2 separate regions of the Homo sapiens genome follow, and region 2 is linked to region 1. The links are chromatin contacts, found by Hi-C or POLR2A ChIA-PET in ENCODE. All regions are on one chromosome and are shown on one strand. Each heading gives the region's core, a stretch centred on a gene start or an enhancer-like site at or near the end of the contact. The rest is flanking DNA. Distances are from core to core; before and after follow the strand shown.

Evidence for each region. A loop is a pair of places that touch in the nucleus more often than their neighbours do. ChIA-PET counts read pairs that join two places held with the same protein, here RNA polymerase II (POLR2A). Pooled maps may share reads with other maps.
Region 2: a map of Calu3 shows a loop between it and region 1 (3-fold over the local background). The contact joins two enhancer-like sites. A Hi-C loop is called at or near these places in 3 of 168 maps with a recorded cell type or tissue (Calu3, Right ventricle myocardium inferior and mammary epithelial cell), 1 of 37 single-sample maps with no recorded cell type and 1 of 50 pooled maps. POLR2A ChIA-PET finds 5 or more read pairs at or near these places in 3 of 52 experiments (MCF 10A, activated T-cell and common myeloid progenitor, CD34-positive).

Annotation. Positions count from the first base shown.
Region 1 is chr22:32,658,218-32,664,809 of GRCh38, reverse strand. All of the region lies in intron 6 of SYN3 (synapsin III), which reads left to right. It overlaps LOC105373002 (a long non-coding RNA gene), which reads right to left. Exons shown (of 4, transcript XR_938176.4): 4 at 244-4,086. Among named protein-coding and RNA genes, the nearest start is that of SYN3-AS1, 87 kb to the right of the region's middle. RefSeq lists an enhancer at 2,683-3,882. Within about 2 kb of position 3,374, at least 12 of the 41 ENCODE cell types and tissues checked have a DNase peak (open chromatin) inside an H3K27ac peak, as active enhancers do.
Region 2 is chr22:32,742,072-32,748,663 of GRCh38, reverse strand. All of the region lies in intron 6 of SYN3 (synapsin III), which reads left to right. Among named protein-coding and RNA genes, the nearest start is that of TIMP3, 56 kb to the left of the region's middle. Within about 2 kb of position 3,328, at least 10 of the 41 ENCODE cell types and tissues checked have a DNase peak (open chromatin) inside an H3K27ac peak, as active enhancers do.

The sequences.
Region 1 (6,592 bases), core at 2,125-4,624:
GACCATCCTGGCTAACACAGTGAAACCCTGTCTCTACTAAAAACACAAAAAATTAGCCGGGCTTGGCGGCGGGCGCATGTAGTCCCAGCTACAAGGGAGGCTGAGGCAGGAGAATGGCATGAACCCAGGAGGCGGAGCTTGCAGTGAGCCGAGATCGCACCACTGCACTCCAGCCTGGGCGACAGAGCGAGACTCTGTCAAAAAAAAAAAAAAAAAAAAAAAAAAGCGACCAATTGAGTACAGTGTATGCTGCTCGAGTGACAGGTGCACCAAAATCTCAGATATCACCACTAAAGGACTCATTCATGTAACCAGACACCTCCTGTTCCCCAAAAACCTATGGAAATAAAAAATAATAAATAAATAAATAAATGCTGCTGTTAGGTCAAGAAAGACAAGGACTAAAACACCGACCACTAGATTTTCCCCTGAAAACTATTTATTACTTTTAACCAAGTGCTGGCCAAGTCTCCCTGGCCTTGGATGGAAGGCATATCAATTGCACATCATCAGCCAAGTACTGATTGGATGGTTTCAATTGCAAAGGGGAAATCTTATCTCCAAGTCATAAGGTGGGATTTCTGACAGAAGGAAGAGCACACATTAGGTGAAGAATGCTAGACTAGGAAGGAATGGAGTCAGATGGCATGGGCACCAGTCTTGGTTTATCTACTTGCTCCCTGTGTGACCTTAAGACTCCCTGTAGCTCTTACCATCTTCACATACAATATGATGGGTGGTGAGCAGAGCAGGGTTCTCTGAGAGACTTTTCATAGTCTCTTCTCAAGTCTAAAATTCAAAGACATTTCCCTATCTTAGTCAGGGATGGCTACATAATTTGCAGGATCCCTTTTTCAAAATGTGCAGTGTGGGGGGGGAATGCTGTTAAAGATACTAAATATAAAGCTTTTTCTTTCCTTCCACTATCTCTCTCTTGACTTGTCATAATGCTGTTTTAATTGCTATTTAATATCATTCTAGGTAAAATAAATAAATGAAATTTTACATTATTCACGTGGATTTTACCATTTACTTTTACATTGTGCAATGCAAAATTTTAAATGCAAATATGAAAACATTGAACTCATAAGCAGAATCAATAAAATTACACAATTCATATTTCATAGTTCCTACATGCTGTATTAGTCAGTTCCCACACTGCTAATAAAGACATACCCGAGACTGGGTAACTTATAAAGAAAAAGAGGTTTAGGCTGGGCGTGGTGGCTCATGCCTGTAATCCCAGCACTTTGGGAGGCCGAGGCAGGTGGATCACGAGGTCAGGAGATCGAGACCATGCTGGCTAACACGGTGAAACCCCGTCTCTACTAAAAATACAAAAAATTAGCCGGGCGTGGTGGTGGGTGCCTATACTCCCAGCTATTCGGGCGGCTGAGGCAGGAGAATGGCGTGAACCCGGGAGGCGGAGCTTGCAGTGAGCCAAGATGGCGCCACTGCACTCCAGCCTGGGCGACAGAGTGAGACTCAAAAAAAAAAAAAAAGAGAAGAAAAGAAAAGAAAAACAAGTTGAATGGGCTTACAGTTTCACATGGCTGGGGAGGCCTCACAATCATGGCAGAAGGCGAAAGGCACGTCTTACATGGCGGCAGCAAGAGAAAATGAGAGCCAAGCGAAAGGGGTTTCCTCTTACACAACCATGCTACACAAAACTAACTCAACTGTTTTTATTTCACTTCTGGATGCACACACATTCTTCCAACCCCCTCTACTTGAGGCTTACTGTTGAGTAAGTAAGGACTAAAAGAAAAGTGAACTATGAATTGGCCTACCTTTTTCTTTTTTTCTGTGTCATCATATTCAGTATAAATTATTGGCTAGTAAGAAGGAACATGAGGGAATCTCTTGGTTGGTTGTTTGCTTTTCTCAGAAAGTGATTGTCTTCCTCATCTGTAAAATGGGGATACTTTGTAAGGCAATTTTAAAACAGAAAATTCATCTATCCACTCATGTAATTCTATACCACGCACAGTGCTTGGAACACATATGTGGTCAGTAAATATTTTAAGTGCTAAGAATTCAGTGTGGCTCAAGTTGGGAGGATGCTGAGGTACATAATAAAAATAACAGCTCAGCAGTAATTGAGTATTTATTATGTGCCAGGCATTGTGTTAATGCTATTGTATTAACTCATTTCCTCTTAATGACAGCCTTATGAAGTAGGTATTTTTATTACCCCCATTTTACAGATGAGGAACTTGGAAAGGTCAGTAACTTGGCCAAAGACCCGTAGCCAGTTAAGTGGCATATCTGGGAGTCAGGCCCAGGTCAATAAGATGCCAAAGCATGTGCTTTGGAACACTGACTATATTGGTCCCATAGTTACTTGGTAATAAAATCAAAGTAGTCAAAGAGCTATGGAGGGAAATGATGAGTTCCATCTGGGGAATCCAAGAAAGGCACTGAGAAGGCAGCTGTATGTACACGTCTGTAGCTCAGGAATGATGAACAGACTATAGATAAGATTTGGGAGTCCTCAGCTGAATGATAGCCACTGAAACCGTGAACATGGATATGAGTTAAGATAAGACAGCCCTATAGAACTAAGGCATCTGAGAGCCAAGGGAGGAGAAAAGAATGCCGAAAAGGAGACGTTGCAGAGGTAGGAGTGGATGCATAGGGGGAATACCTGGAAACCTGTGGACATTAATTCACATGCTACAGAGATGACCAATCAGATGACAACTGCAAAAAGACCTTTAGATTTTGCACGTGTCCCCACAGATGACTCCGGGTAAAACAGACTCCCTAGACTGGTAGATAAGGGGAAAGGGACAATGGAGAGATTTATAACTAAACTTGGTATGACTTTTCATCTGTCACATTCCATGGAAAAAAATTATCCTTTGTCAAACTACATTTCCTGACTTGGAGGCTAAGAAAAGTCAGTCACTGCAGCAAGATGCAAGATGCAACTTGGCTGTGGACATTTGCCAAGCCACTTACGTCCCCTCTTGAGGCCTCAGTTTCCTCATCTGTACATAGAGTTATTGGATGAGACATACTCTAAGTTTTCTCCCAGATCCAAAATTCTATTCCCTTCCGTTCCAGATGCTCTTTGAGGATGTTGGTGTTGACAAGAAAGGTGGGGGGAAAGAGAAGGACCCTGCTTGACCGCGACAGGTCCCCTTGTATCCTGTTCCCTCTCCATCTTATTTTCTCCACAGTGCTCTAGGGCAGCTGTGGAGCCAATGATGAAAACCACATGTTTCTGGGCAGCCCTGCTGTTGCACAATGCCGCCAAGGGGAGGGCAAAAAAGAAAGAAAGAAAGAAAAAAAAGAAAGTAAGTAAGAAAGGAAAGAAAAGAGCTTTGGAATTCTCGGCTTCTACAGACAATTCCCCCATTGATGTGCTGTGAGTCACGGCGGGCCGCCAGGCCATCATGGTTTCTGAATCACTTCCTTCAAGAGGGGCTCTCCACTTGTTCCCGGGCTGACTTTGGCCAGGGCTGGAATGCAAGGAGATTGGACCCTTTGGAGTGGTTCTGACTGCCTTCCTCTTTGCTGGAGCCCCAGAGGGGAAGGTGGAGGTGCTAGGCAGCAGGGCGTAGGGGTCTGAATGGAATTGAAGACAGCAGAGAAGCAGGTTGGACCTGCTTGTCCCAATTGGTGGACCCAACTCATGCCCCTCTCTCTCCCTCTGTTAGAGAAGAAAATGATGTAAAAATCCCAGATTAAAGGCCAAAGTTTTCTCTGGTGGGCACTAGACTCAGCCAGATCCGGAATTTCTATCCTCTCCACCTTGACATCCTGGCTGATGTGGACAAGGTTGACACCTTTTGAGCAGAGATAGGTTAAAGTTGATCCCAGCCATGTCTCCAATGGCTCACATTAGGGAACCTTGAACGGCACTCTCAGTCTCCCATCTTGCAATTTCCATCTTTGAGGTCAAGGATGTTAATGGCCCAAGAAGCCCTCGCCTGGGTGGTGGTCCTTAGGTGAGAGTCTGTTTTAAGTTCTTGCTTAAAATAAGCTTCACTTTTTTTCGGCCAAGACCCTTAATCCTTGCTCTGGGCCAGACTCTGCGTAGGCACCATGGATCCCAAGAGGAAATAGACATGGCGCCAACTGGACAAAAGAGAATGACAGGTAAATAAGTAATGATGCAAATTTATCACCAAATGCAGACTTGGGGACAAGGGGAGCTCCAGAAGGCAGCCAGAAATGTTTGTTGGATGGAGCATTTAGCGCCATTTTCCTTTGCCCGACCACCATTCCTTCCCCGCCAGCCCCTTAACCCCAGAACTTTCCAGAAGATCAGTATGAATGGGCCCTGGATTAGAGAGGAAGTGGTCTCTTCCCTCCACCAACACAGGGTGCTGTTTCTCAATGACCCCAGCTGTTAGGGAATATGCTAGAATGCCGCCATCTGGTGGGCACACGGAGCCGTGTCCATTTCGCAACTTTGCTGCACCTGGGGCAAGTGTCAGAGACGCACTGACCTGGAAGCCATGCCCCAAAGAAACCAGGTTTGGCACGGCTACTTATTTGACTGAAGTTACAGGTGATGAGCAAAAGGAGCGCCTTTTAAGGAGTCCTCCTGACCACATTCAGCTGGCTGTCTCCCTTTAAGGAGGTGAACTTGGAGGAAAAGCTAGTTTAGAGCAGGCACCATATCTTCATCTTCTCTATGCCTCTCATAGCCTCTAGCAGCAGATCCAGGAGGTAATGGGTGCTCAATGCATGGATGTTCAATGGGATCAGTTACTGAATATGATCAGTGAGAATGATAGCAAGGGTTCTTTCTATCTTGCACCACCATATCCCTAGCACCATGCCTGACTCTACAAATATACATTGAACCATTGAATAAAATTAGACTCTCGGAAGTAAAGATTCTGGAAACAGCAAACATGATTTGCTGGAGGACAGTTTAGGTATTGCCTGTATTGTCTAGTACAGCCTCCTTCCTCTCAGATGCATCCCAGGGAGACACAGTGACTTCACCAAAGTCACACAGCCACTCTTTAGAACTGGGACTGGTGGGCGGGCCAACTTGCCACCTGGTTGCCTGGCAGAATCCAGGTTGCCTGCCCATGTATATATGAGAAACAAGACAGGCAGCAAAAAAAGTATGGAGGAGGCATTTGTCCAGGGTCACACCCAGTGGAAGAGCTTCCCACTAAGAATATCTGAAACACCTTTTCAAGGACTCTAATACTATCCTGTGCTCCTAGGGTGAAAAGGAACACCACCTAGTGCATTAAATAAAGAGGTAAAGAATGTCTAGCAATCCAAGGAAAACAGAGCCAAATGCAGTTACTGGGTGCACAGAATGTGATGTGGGAGGTACCAGTCATGTCACAGGTCCAGGTGGAGCTCTTGTCTCCCAGGAAGAGTTTGTGAAATAGTATAACCCATGTTCTGAAGTTGAGCTCCAGAGTGGGTGATGGTTACCCAGATGGAAGAAGCAATCTGGCTTACATGTAACAATAAAGGATCTGGCTGTCTCCCCAGCACACTCTTCGTGGCTTCATTCTCTCTCTCAATTTTCCCTCTTTCCTGTGCCACATGGACCTTTCTAACACTCTTCTGCTTAGACCATCAATGGCTCCCTATTGCTTCTTAGATAAAATCTAAATATCTTCCCTTATCATCACCCCACTCCAACTCTTTAGCTACATACTTCATCCCTTCCTGCTTAGCCCTTACTCACCTTGGTTACACTGTTAGGACGCCTGTCCCTCAAGTAGGTTCCAGTCCTGGCTTCACCACTTGCTCTCATTGTGACCTTAAGGAAATCACTTAATTCCCTGTGCCTTCATTTCCTCATCTATAAAATGGAGTTCATGCTAGCATCTACCAGACTGGGCTGTCGTGAGAATGGATTTGAGTTCAGTATGTGAAGTCCGAATAGCGCCTGTCATGTGGTATGCTCGCAATGTATGTTAGCAATCATTCCTGTTATTATCGCTACATATAACATGCTTCCTCACGCCCCCATCCTTTCACACATGTTCACTGTGCCTGAAATGTCCTTTCTCTGCCTTCTCCCTCAGATGGACAACAGCTCATTCTTCAAGCTCCAGCTCAACGTCCCTTTTTTAGCAGTAGGGGAAGTTAAGTGCACCCTCATCTTTGTACACATCCCGACCCCATGTTCACCCTAAATCCCATTGTCACCACGAACATCCTTACTCATCAAATGGGGGTGTAATAGCATCTGTTGATCATGGTACCTGCCTGAAATGCCTTATGGATGGGATGGGCGACTCCACAGTCATCCTGTAGCCTGTGTAAATTGCAAAGCCTTCAATGAGCGTGAGAGATGTGTATTTTTGCCATCATGGAAGGGCTGTTGGCTGTCCAGCTTCTAACCTGCCAAGGCAGGGTCAGCATGTCCCTCGCTGACCCAAGGCCCAGTCTCCAGGAGGACCCCTGCCTCTCACAGACACCAGCTCACTCTGCAGCCTGCTGGGCCACACTTGCTTCTCTCACCCATCCACCCGAAAGCGGGGTTGGGGGAAGTCAAACACCAGCTATGAGCACAGGGTGCTGCCAGCACAGCCTACCCAGGGATCTCCCACCTGCTCGTCACCGACCACCTTCCTTTGGTTTCTCCTGGGCTCTAGGG
Region 2 (6,592 bases), core at 2,079-4,578, 84 kb before region 1:
GCAAACAGCTCAGTCTAACCACCTTCCAAGTTACATCATTATTTATCTACATGGCAGATAATGTTTCTAAATTTTGGCTGGATGCATGAAATAATGAATGAATTCTCCCATGCTCCACTCCAAGAAAAGGAAGAGGGGAAGATCAACTTTTTACTGTTGATGTAAGATACTCTTCACTGAACTCTGATCACACCCTTGCCCCCGACACCCTTTCTTGGTTTTGCCATTTTCTCTAAGGCAGTTGTTGTCAACCTTGTTTTATTGATGAGGAACCTGAAGCTCAGAGAGGTTGCTGTCTGTACAAAGTTATACAACTTACAGCTGGCAGAACCAGCATTTGAAACCAGATCTGTCTGACCCCAAATCCCATGCTCTTTCTCCTGGGCCACCCTCTCTTGAATGAAGAATTATAAGTATCTACTATCTGTTGGCCACTGCATTAAGATACCTCAGGTAGGTTGTTCTAGTTCATTCTTATATTATGAGACTCATATTAGGCCCTTGTTACAAGTGGGAAAACTGAGGTTTGGTGAGATTATCTACCTTTCCCAAGGTCATCCAGCGTCTAAGGTTCGGAGCTGGATTGGAACCTGGCTTTGTTTGACCCCAACACCAAGCTCTTTTCACTGCTCCACAATGCCAGGACACGAGGCCATGTCCAGGCTGGTGGACTCTTGGTGATGAGCTCAGGCTGCCAAGAGCAAGGCTTCTGTTTGCTTCACCCTTGGGATCATTAGTTTTATGCTGCTCCAGCTTTGCAGATAGTGGCCAGTGTACCTGTACTGACCAAGCCCAGGCAAGAATCAGGCATGAGTGGACAGGGCAGGCCCAGGACAGGTCAGTCTCCAAGTCTGGAGACACAAGGCCAACAACATGCCTCTCCACTGACACTGGTGCATGAGCTCATCGCTGGGCGCTGGAACCCACTCACTGCGTGGTTATTGCTTTGGTGTAAAGAATTAAATCTTAGCAGCATGGTGGGTGGTTCAGAGCTCAGACTCTGGAGTCTCACATCTTGGGTTCAAATCTAGGCTACTCATTGGCTTTATGATTTTTAGTTGGTTCCTTATTCCTTCTGAGCCTCACTTTCCTCATCTGTAAAATAGGGTTAGTAATAGAACTTGTCTTATAGGGTCATCGATCAGATTAAATATAATAATGTTGATAAAGGACTTACAACAAAGCACTTTACCGGTGTCCCATCAATAGCAGCCCCAATTGTGGTAATTTTTAAATATTGATGGGATGAGAAAGACAGAACAATTCATTAAGCTACCAATGAATGGGAAAATAACACAGACCCATGGACATCACCTCCCAATTTTTTTGTTTTGATTTGTTTTGTTTTGTTTTGTTTTTGGTCTTGGAAGAACACTGGACCTGAAATCTGAGGATTCAAGATTCAACTTCAAATCTGGCTGTGTGACTTCTGGCAAGTCACTTCGCCTCTCTCAGTCTTGTCCGACTTGTCTGAAAAAGAAAAATCGTGCTATTGAACTGCTCTACTTAGCCCTGGGATTCGCATGAGGCTCAAACAAAATGGTGTTGTGGAAATATTATGTAAAGTAGAAAATGCAGGAGAAATGCTAGCCATTGTGTTGAGGTAGTTCCCCTTTCTTGTCCCCCACCCCACCCAGGCTCCCTCCAGCCAGGGAGTCTACCTCCCGCCCTTTTTGGCTCTCAGCTGCCCTGGAATCTCAGTTGGCTCCCAGAAAGCATTTGGAGCACAGCACAAATTGTCTAAAGGTTGCTTCCAAAGCCTCCGGCGGCTAAGCCTGGCCCCAGCCCTTCCTCCTTGAAAATGTCTGGCTTAATGGGAAAGAATGTGGGCTGGCAATTCAGTCCCATTCAAGTCCACAAGCATCCACTGACCACCTGCAAATGCCAGGCCCTGGGCCCTGGGCACCTGGGGCTGAACAAGGTAGTCTCTGCCCTCAGGAGCTCATGGTCCAGTTAGGAAACAGTCATCTCACAGACAACCATAACACATGTTAGGGTAGCACTGGACTGGGGGCCCAGAGGAAGACACTGTACCTGTGCTGGAAGAATCAGAGAAGGCTTCCTGGAGGAAGGGACATCTGAGAAGAGCCCAACCCTCACCCAGTCACATCCAAATATGAAAGCCTTCATCCCATGGTGAAGCCTTCACCACACTAGCACCTCCTCATCCCTGTGGTCATGGGTTTGTCCACGCTTTAAGCTAAAGGTAGCTTTAAAATATTATTTAGTCCAGCTGTCATTTCAAAGAGACCCAGAGAGCTGAAGTGACTTTCTCATGGTTACCCAGCTGGATCTACTGAAAATATTGGGCATCTTTTATGTGAAGATTAATGTTTTCTTCTTGGGGATCCATTTCCAATCAGACCAACTGTCTGGGAAAGGGCACCAGCTGGTCATAAAAGTCAACCCAAAGGGGGATTCTTGGAGCTCCTTTTCTTCTGCCCCTTAGGCTGCAACCGTGGACCTGATCCTTGTGCAGCATCTCACAGTCTATGTGGGCTCCTGCAACCCGCTCAGTCCTCATAGCAACTCTGTGAACTGACCGTCACTTAACTTGTTTTACAGATAAGGAAACTGAGTTTGGACAACAATTCTTAAGAGGTGACTATGAAACTGAAAAATTGATTTCAAAAGTCAAAGAGCCCTGAGTCAACATCCAACTTCAAACTGGAAAGTCAATTTCATTACTTAGGAGTAACTGTTTCCTTGTCCTCTCCTCTTTTCTTTTATAAAATTGCCTTCTAAGCAGCAGGAATGACTGGTCGGCACCACGCTGGCTGGAGCGTCTTCTCTTTCCTGCCTTTTGATCCTGCCTCTGTCCTCCTCGCTCTCTTCCTGGCTTTCTGCCTCTATTCCTGTCTGCGTTTCTTTCTCCATATTGCTTTTTTCTCCCTTCTGCCTCTTATTCTCTCCCCACCTCTGTGTTTTTCTCTGCTCTCTATCTGGGTGTACGTGTCCGTTTCTCTCTCTGCCTCTGTCTCCTCTCTTCCCCTTCCCCTCCCAGGAAGGCTCTGCAGGTACTTGGAGGTGCCAAATACCTTTGCTGTGACTAACCCAGGGCCGTGCAGTGGCTGCGTCTTGCAGACCTCTCCGAGTTTCCAGTCACCAGTTCCCGGAGCAGTGGGAGGGGGAAGCTACTGAGGGAATCTGACAAGGCCCCTGCCCAAAGCTGCACATTCCCTGGACAAGAAAGGAAAGAGGATTACCAGAGAAGAGACAAACAGGAGGCATTGGTCAGTGACAGTCCGCCATCCACCCCCTCCACCCCCGAACATCTGGTTTGAAGACGGGTGGAGTCCCACCCTCCAGATGTGCGGCCTGAGGCTGAAGCAGCTGGCAGGAAAGACAGGCGGTGACTTCACAACCCACTTAAGCTGGGGGAGCTGAGGGTGTGCATGGGGAACAGGAGCCAATATCAGTGAAAGCAAAAGTCCAGGCTCTCCATCTGCTCTGGATGGGAAGCTGGGTGCTGGGAGCGCAGAGTTTAGAGAGAGAGAGACCCTCATCCCTGCTGGCTGGATTCAAATCCTGGCTCCTCCTGGTTCCTAGCAGTGAACTTCTGCACCACTGATTCCCTTTCCCAGCCCATCATTCCTAACCCGTCAGAAGAGTGCCGTTTCTTCCCTCACAGAGCCATCCTAACATTTTGATAAATGAAATCACTTCTCTGAAATGCCTAGCACAGAGTGCTGGGTGCCCCGTAAACATTGCTTTCCTTCCTTCACCTTCCAGAAAGTCTTCCTGGACAAGCCCGACTCCCCGGCTCTCCCACTCTCCTCTCTCTGCTCCCTGCCGGTCTCTGTGTGTCTTTTCTGCCTGGGTCTGCCCTCTTGTCAGACCACCCTGCTGCGTGGGCAATCGCCCACACCATCATTGTTCCTGAGCTTGCCCTTGGTGGTGGTGGTGGTGGTGTTAGTTCTCAGCGGGGTTTCTGCCCAACATCCTGTCTCCTTACCGACACAGTGAGCTGCTTCTCCGGGTTGACAGAGTCCTGCGGTAAGAGAGAGACACTCACAGTAGCATGTTGGGTGAAAGCATGGACTTGAGGGTCCACTAGACCCAAATTTGCATTTGACCGTCTCTTACTTATTAACCTGTGAAATGAAGATAAGGAGAGGATTGGGTTCTGAAGATTAAATAGATGAATTTCTTAGCACACTAGGCCCTCAGGAATGGTGACATTTAGCTATTATTACACGGCCTGTTAGCTCACTCGATACCCAGCATACTGTTAGGTAAGAAGCAGGCATTAATGAGTAGAGCTGGAATAACAGGGAACGGCTCTCATAGATCGCTTCCCGTTGGTGATTTGTCTATTACAATTTAGCTTGGACTGGGCTCCTGGGAGTGCCCAGTCTCTCAGACTCAGAATAATTTCTGGAATCATCTAGGTCTGCCATCCATTTCCACATTTTGAAGGGAAAAATGAGTCCCCAACGAGGGAAAGAGATTTGCTTAAACTTCTGGTAAACACGTTCATAGAGTTGTTTGTTCTCTATCAAAATGCAGAGAAGGTAGCATCTGCTCTTAACTCCTGAGGGCACTGATGTACAAGCCACTCTCTACAGTAGGTTTGCACTGAGAAGGGGGAGTGAGAGCAAGGGGTGGCCTGGGCACGAAAGGGGTCATCATCTCATGAATAATCCCTCCACCCGGCTGGTGTGGTACCTCTTATTCTCTCTGAAAATTCATTTGCTCAAGATCACGCAGGTAGTAGTGATGAGTCAGGATTCAAACCTAGGTCTGTTTGAGTCCAGAGCTGGGTTTTCCATGACACCTGTAGCCTCTGGAGGGAAACAGTTGCCACCAAGATGAAAAAGAGGCCCCCAAAAGGAGGCTTGGACCCCAGGAAGACCAACTCATTGCCTTCTGCAGTTGCCTCAGGCCGCCCAGTCTCCAGGAGGGAAGGAACAGGAGAGGGAGGAGATGTTGACCTCCCAGGCGGGCCTTCAAGCTCATCTGTGCAAATTAGAGTCCAAGGGGAGAGGCAGCTAAAGACAACTGTCACCTGAGCCCCAAGGATACTGACCACCCACCCTATCTAGCTCAGGTGGGCAAGTGGCTGGTGAAATTGCTAGAACTTACCTCTTCCCAAGACTTACCTCTTCCCAAGCAGGTGGGCAGCAGGCAGCATGGACGGTTGTCTCAGCCTTCAGCGTCTCCTCCACCTCTCTCTCTCCCTAATGCTCCCTCCCTCTCCTCTGTCTCCAACCTTTCTTTCCTTCCTCTGTGTCCACTGCCCCTGGTTAGAAGGGATTCTAGGCCACTAGCTGGCTCGGGGCACCAGGATGGCCCAGAATTGTCTGCAGAAGCCAGCCAAGGGTTGTTCCTTTATTTCCGTTCTGCTGGTGAGACATTGAATGTTCAGAATTGGAGCTGGGATACTAGGCATCAGATGACTGTGACATCTCACAAGGCCGCCCCCTTCCCCACCAGGGCTTAGGCATCCACTGGCAACTTCCTAGATTTCCCAAAGCCACATATGAATCATACATTTATACTCACTCAGGGGGTAACTGAAATAGCTAGTGTTAAAAAAATGCTGATTATCTCATATTGATCACTTGATTGGTAATTGGAGCAGTCTTCAATTACTTCAAGGTTTTCATTGATTTGTTATTATTCACTATTATTGAATGGACAATTCACCATGTTACTTTGGGTAAGTTACTTACTTTCTCTGATTTCTTCCCTATAAACGGAGGGCATCATACGTGATAGGGTCTTAGTGAGGATTTAATGAGCTAATACTTATAAAAGGCTTAGAACAGTTCCAGGGACCTTATAGCTATTCGTGTGAGCTGTTTTTGTTGCTAGTGTTGCTATTAATGGCGTGATAAGACGGAATATTTTAAAGCATACTATGCACAATGGGGAAAGTTGTTAATAACGTGGACTTCTGGTTGCTGAGGAGAAAACAAGGCCAAGGAGGTGAAATGGGAAGGCTGTAGGATAAAATGGAAAGAATATGGGCTTTGGACTCAGGCAGAGCTAAATTCACATCCCAGCTCATGTGCTTCCTCACTGGGTGACCTTGGCTGAATTGCTTTTCTACTCTGATCCTCTGTTTCCTTGTCTATAGAGTGAGAAAGAACATGTCTGTGCCTGGCAGAGACTAGGTATTCAAACAGCAGTGTCCTTGGTGTAAGATCCTCCCTTCATTTCCCATCCTCTCCCAACCATTCTTTTCCTTGCCTCCACTGCCAAGCCAGCGAGTATTGAAGCTCTGTGTTGAGCCAGGTCTTCTGTCCTGTTCTCTTCTTTTCCAGAGATTTCCATGAGATCCTATAAGAATCCAAGCTGAGACCTAGGAGTCATTCTGGGCTGTGTGACTAAGGGCTTGGTGCTTTATTTTGTATTTATTTACTTATTTATTTATTTATTTATTTACTTTGAGATGGACTCTGTCACTCAGGCTGGAGTGCAGTGGTGCGATCTTGGCTCACTGCCAGCTCCGCTTCCCGGGTTCAGGCCATTCTCCTGCCTCAGCCTCCTGAGTAGCTGGGACTACAGGCGCCCGCCACCATGCCCGGCTAATTTTTTTGTATTTTTTTAGTAGAGGTGGGGTTTTACCGTGTTAGCCAGGATGGTC